2 separate regions of the Homo sapiens genome follow, and region 1 is linked to region 2. A link is a contact called in ENCODE Hi-C or POLR2A ChIA-PET data. All regions are on one chromosome and are shown on one strand. Each heading gives the region's core, a stretch centred on a gene start or an enhancer-like site at or near the end of the contact. The rest is flanking DNA. Distances are from core to core; before and after follow the strand shown. Region 1 has its middle 13 kb from the start of ZBTB46. Region 2 overlaps STMN3 (stathmin 3).

The links. Hi-C counts contacts between places; a loop is a spot of excess contacts on that map. ChIA-PET counts read pairs that join two places held with the same protein, here RNA polymerase II (POLR2A). Pooled maps may share reads with other maps.
Region 1: POLR2A ChIA-PET joins it to region 2 with 14 read pairs in activated CD4-positive, alpha-beta T cell. The contact joins two enhancer-like sites. A Hi-C loop is called at or near these places in 1 of 168 maps with a recorded cell type or tissue (mucosa of descending colon) and 6 of 50 pooled maps. POLR2A ChIA-PET finds 5 or more read pairs at or near these places in 6 of 52 experiments (A549, HEK293T, HepG2 and 3 more).

What each region holds. Positions count from the first base shown.
Region 1 is chr20:63,843,400-63,846,099 of GRCh38, reverse strand. It overlaps C20orf181. Among named protein-coding and RNA genes, the nearest start is that of ZBTB46, 13 kb to the right of the region's middle. RefSeq lists an enhancer at 1,515-2,192. Within about 2 kb of position 1,363, at least 2 of the 41 ENCODE cell types and tissues checked have a DNase peak (open chromatin) inside an H3K27ac peak, as active enhancers do.
Region 2 is chr20:63,640,082-63,642,815 of GRCh38, reverse strand. STMN3 (stathmin 3) reads left to right here. Exons shown (of 5, transcript NM_015894.4): 4 at 517-708; 5 at 1,419-2,734. The coding sequence ends at 1,478. Among named protein-coding and RNA genes, the nearest start is that of STMN3, 12 kb to the left of the region's middle. RefSeq lists silencers at 401-470, 631-830, 861-1,010, 1,151-1,460 and enhancers at 73-811, 1,140-1,898. Within about 2 kb of position 1,470, at least 28 of the 41 ENCODE cell types and tissues checked have a DNase peak (open chromatin) inside an H3K27ac peak, as active enhancers do.

The DNA of each region.
Region 1 (2,700 bases), core at 114-2,613, 200 kb before region 2:
GCCCAGGCTGGAGTGCAGTGGCACAATCTCAGCTCACTGCAACCTCCACCTTCTGGGTTCAAGCAATTCTCCTGCCTCAGCCTCCCAAGTAGCTGGGACTACAGATGTGCGCCACCACGCCCGGCTAATTTTTGTATTTTTAGTAGAGACAGAGTTTCACCATGTTGGTCAGGCTGGTCTTGAACTCCTGACCTTGTGATCCGCCCACCTCTGCCTCCCAAAGTGCTGGGATTACTGGTGTGAGCCACCGCGCCAGGCCTGTGTGTGAAACTTTTTTTTTTTTTTTTGAGACGGAGTCTCGCTCTGTTGCCCAGGCTGGAGTGCAGTGGCGCGATCTCGTCTCACTGCAAGCTCCGCCTCCTGGGTTTATGCCATTCTCCTGCCTCAGCCTCCCCAGTAGCTGGGACTACAAGCGCCCGCCACCACACCCGGCTAATTTTTTTATATTTTGGTAGAGACGGGGTTTCACCGTGTTAGCCAGAATGGTTTTGGTCTCCTGACCCTGGTGATCCACCCACCTCGGCCTCCCGAAGTGCTGGGATTACAGGCGTGAGCCACCGCGCCTGGCTTGTGTGTGAAACTTTTTATTGAAGTTTCACATACAGGCAGAAAAGCATCACAGAAGTATCACATACATGCAGAAAAACATACTCATCCTAAGTATGTGGCTTCCTGAATTCCCATAGACTGAATGCCTCTTGTCACCAGCACCTGGATCAAGAAAACAGGACATTGCCAAACCCAGGTGGCCCCTAAGGCACTGCTGGCCAATGCCCCAGAGGCCATCATTCATGGACCCCATCCACCTGCACTGGTCCTGCCTGTTCCCGAACCTAATCCGTGCTGGGCACCAGCTCTGCCTGTGCTTCTGGCCTCTGCTTCCCGTTGTCTGAAGCAGGGGCCATGGTGGAAGCCAGGTGGTGCCTGGCGTTGAAGGTGGCTCCTCCTGGCTACAGTCACTGTCCCCTGGATGACAGGCCACACCCAGCACTGATGGGCATTTGGGTTTTCCAGGTTGGGGCTATTATGAAAAGGGTCGTTTGGAACATTCTTGCTTGTTTTTTGGTGCCCAAGTATAGATTCCCACTGGACATATCCCTCGGAGTGGAACTGCCCGTGAACTGGCTGCAAATTCCTCTGAGCCTCGGCTGGGGGAGCCAGGCACACTATCCCGGAGGATGCTGGCATCTGCTGTGATTTCAGGGAGTTCACACCCCACCCTGGGCCTGAGCCCTGGACCCACACGCTACTGGGTCCAGCCTTTGCAGTCTGCTTGTCTCTGGTGGGGCAGGGCCTTGGACTGGGGTCCCCCAGGAGGGATGGGCAGTGCATGTGTGCCCTCCACCAGGCTGGGCACACCCAGAGGAGGCGCCCATCCTGGAGGCCCACACCCACCCTTCCTTCCTCAGGAAAACCTGTGGTCTGATAAGGCCTCCAGTCTCTGGTTTTCAAAACCACCCCGGCACCAGGACCCCCCAAGGGAGGAGGGGCCAGAGCCCGCCCAGCCTGTGGCAGTGGGGGCTACAGAACCCAACTCTTGGTGGTGTCCACCAGCCCCTGAGCAGCAGGGCCTCCCGCAAGGCTCCGAAAGAAGAGGGGAGCTCTGAGCACCCTGGGTCTGGGGGCTATGAGGCAGGGGCGGCCAACTCAGGTGGAATGGCCGCTCCTTCCTGCAGCCCCACCCCTGGGCAGGGCACCCCCTCACCCAGGCCTTGGCCAAGTCCCCAGTCCCCCTCCAGTCCCTCATCCTAGGTTTTCCCTTTGATGCTCCCTGATTCTGTACCATGATGGTCCCTCAGGGGCGGGGGGCCCAGATGAGAAGCCCTCCCAATTTTTGCTCACCACCCACGTATCTGCCCAGCTCCCAGGACCAGGCAAGCCCCTTTCCTCCAACCCAGCCGTCTTGCAGGGTCCTTTAGCCCCCAGGGTTCCCAGAAGCAGCCAGCGATAAACCTGAGCCCAAATCCCAACAGAAAGGAAGTACCCACAGGGCATCCAAGACGTGCGAGCACAGCCCACAGCCAGGGAGCGGCCCTCGGCGCCCGCCCCACCGTCCACCTTGCAGTTGCCGACCCACTTAGGGTAACAACGCCCACGAGAAAGGCAGTGTTTCTGCAGCTTTGCTCCATGAGGTGGGTTCCCTGGTGCAGCCTGGTGCTCAGAGCAGCGGGAGACTCGCCCCGCCCCACAGCGGGTGGTAACTCCAGTTCTAGCCAGGACAGATTCAGAGCCCTCAGGACTCAGGGGCACACACAAGCCACACAGGTGGGGCTGCAGATGTGGGGCTCACCGTGCTGGAGCCAGGCTGGTTGGCACTGGCATGGGACCTGGGGAATCAGCCCTCGGCTGGGCAGCCAGGATGCCTCCTGCTCTCTTTCCTCCATCCCACCCCTTCCACTTCCAGAGGCCCCGGGATATTTTTAAGGGGAAGGGGAAGGATAGAGAGAAAGTGCAGGCAGGGCTGGGGTCTGGGCCTGTGGGATCCTCAGGCAGGAGGGGAGGGCTATATCATGATGGCCTGGAGCTGGGGCTGGAGGTGAGTCTTCCCGGATGCTGGGAATCACCAGGCGGGCAGGAGGGCTGTTCCAGGCTGAGGGAAGGGCAGGTGCAAAGCCCAGAGTGGGGAAGACGCTGGGCAGCAGTGTGGGTGGTGCAGCCGGACTGGTGGGAGAGACGGAGGCTGCGGCCAAGCGGGCCACG
Region 2 (2,734 bases), core at 221-2,720:
TCCCAGGGGTCACCAGCCGGCCCCTCCCCCAGCATCCCTGGGGACCCTCCGCTCCTGGGCACCTAATTGGGAGCTGGGAACCCGGTGTGTAACAAGCAGCTACTCTGCTCAGTGGGCGGATGTCCGAGGAAGAGACAAAGCTCAGAGACCGCCCACAAGTTTAGGGTTTCTTGCTGCTGGTCCTTGGAGGGGCAGACGCGCAGGGCAGGGTGTGCAGTGGCGGCAGGGTATGGCGGGGGCCCTGGGCGCAGCCAGGACCGCGGGACCCGCGCGCGAGGCAGGGACGGGGGCGGGGGCGGCGGATCGCGACCCCCTGGCCCTGCCCCGACCACAGGCCGGATGGCAGGCGAGGGTTCCCAGGGCAGCGCCCGGGGGTCCCGGCGCCCACCGAGGCCTGGGCAGGTGGAGGCGCCAGGTGAGGCGAGCGGGCGCTGGGCGGGAGGCGGAGAGCAGGGAGGAGTCCGGCCGGGCAGGGCCCGGGGTTGCCGCTCACGCGCGCCCGCCGGCCCCGCACAGACGCAGGAGGCGCAGGTGCTGAAGCAGCTGGCGGAGCGGCGCGAGCACGAGCGCGAGGTGCTGCACAAGGCGCTGGAGGAGAATAACAACTTCAGCCGCCAGGCGGAGGAGAAGCTCAACTACAAGATGGAGCTCAGCAAGGAGATCCGCGAGGCACACCTGGCCGCACTGCGCGAGCGGCTGCGCGAGAAGGTGCGGGGGCGGGGCCGGGGCGGAGCTCGGAGCGGGCAGGGGCCGGGGCGGGGCCGGGGCGAAGCTCGGAGCGGGCAGGGGCCGGGGCGGGGGCAGGGCTAGCAGCAGTCAGGGGGCGGGGCACTGGGCGGGGGCGGGGCCAGGGCGGAGCTCGGAGCGGGCAGGGGCCGGGGCGGGGCCGGGGCGGAGCTCGGAGCGGGCAGGGGCCGGGGCGGGGGCAGGGCTAGCAGCAGGCAGGGGGCGGGGCACTGGGCGGGGGCGGGGCTAGGGCGGAGCTCGGAGGGGCGCAGAGCGGGGCCGGGGACTCCGAGGCGCTGAGCTGGGGTGGGGGTCGGGGGCTCCTCCCGTGTTTACTGGGCGTCCCCAGCAGCGCACGAGGCAGGTCCAGAGTCTGGTCCTGGCGGGACAGTAACTAGCCGCAGTAATAGATGGCTAAATTCATTATATTGAAAGTGCCCTGAAGGAAGCTCGGCTCCGGTACGAGCTAGAAGCGGGGCCCAGCCAGCTCCCAGGAAACCCGTCCTTGGTCCCTGGCCTTGCTCTGCGCCTCCCCGGTGCTCCCGCCCCCTCAACTCAGTCAGGGTCCTGCCGAAGGCCAGCCCGGATGAGGCCGGGCGGGTGCCAGGGCGCCACGGCCTGCGCGCCTGGGGGTTCCCGGAGTCGCCCCAAGCCACCCCCGCCCTCAGGCCCTCCCGCCCCCTGTCCTGCAGGAGCTGCACGCGGCCGAGGTGCGCAGGAACAAGGAGCAGCGAGAAGAGATGTCGGGCTAAGGGCCCGGGACGGGCGGCGCCCATCCTGCGACAGAACACGTTCGGGTTTTGGTTTTGTTTCGTTCACCTCTGTCTAGATGCAACTTTTGTTCCTCCTCCCCCACCCCCGCCCCCAGCTTCATGCTTCTCTTCCGCACTCAGCCGCCCTGCCCTGTCCTCGTGGTGAGTCGCTGACCACGGCTTCCCCTGCAGGAGCCGCCGGGCGTGAGACGCGGTCCCTCGGTGCAGACACCAGGCCGGGCGCGGCTGGGTCCCCCGGGGGCCCTGTGAGAGAGGTGGCGGTGACCGTGGTAAACCCAGGGCGGTGGCGTGGGATCACGGGTCCTTACGCTGGGCTGTCTGGTCAGCACGTGCAGGTCAGGGCAGGTCCTCTGAGCCGGCGCCCCTGGCCAGCAGGCGAGGCTACAGTACCTGCTGTCTTTCCAGGGGGAAGGGGCTCCCCATGAGGGAGGGGCGACGGGGGAGGGGGGTGATGGTGCCTGGGAGCCTGCGTGTGCAGCCGGTGCTTGTTGAACTGGCAGGCGGGTGGGTGGGGGCTGCAGCTTTCCTTAATGTGGTTGCACAGGGGTCCTCTGAGACCACCTGGCGTGAGGTGGACACCCTGGGCCTTCCTGGAAGCCTGCAGTTGGGGGCCTGCCCTGAGTCTGCTGGGGAGTGGGCATTCTCTGCCAGGGACCCATGAGCAGGCTGCATGGTCTAGAGGTTGTGGGCAGCATGGACAGTCCCCCACTCAGAAGTGCAAGAGTTCCAAAGAGCCTCTGGCCCAGGCCCCTCCCCACCAGGGCTTTGCAGATGTCCTTGAAAGACCCACCCTAGAGCCCTTTGGAGTGCTGGCCCCTCCTGTGCCCTCTGCCCTGGTGGAAGCGGCAGCCACAAGTCCTCCTCAGGGAGCCCCAAGGGGGATTTTGTGGGACCGCTGCCCACAGATCCAGGTGTTGGAAGGGCAGCGGGTAAGGTTCCCAAGCCAGCCCCAACACCCTTCCCACTTGGCACCCAGAGGGGGCTGTGGGTGGAGGCCTGACTCCAGGCCTCTCCTGCCCACACCCTCTGGGCTGAGTTCCTTCTTTCCCTTGGACGCCCAGTGCTGGCCTTGGAGGACGGTCAGCTGGAGGATGGCGGTGGGGGAGGCTGTCTTTGTACCACTGCAGCATCCCCCACTTCTCCACGGAAGCCCCATCCCAAAGCTGCTGCCTGGCCCCTTGCTGTAAAGTGTGAAGGGGGCGGCTGAGTTCTCTTAGGACCCAGAGCCAGGGCCC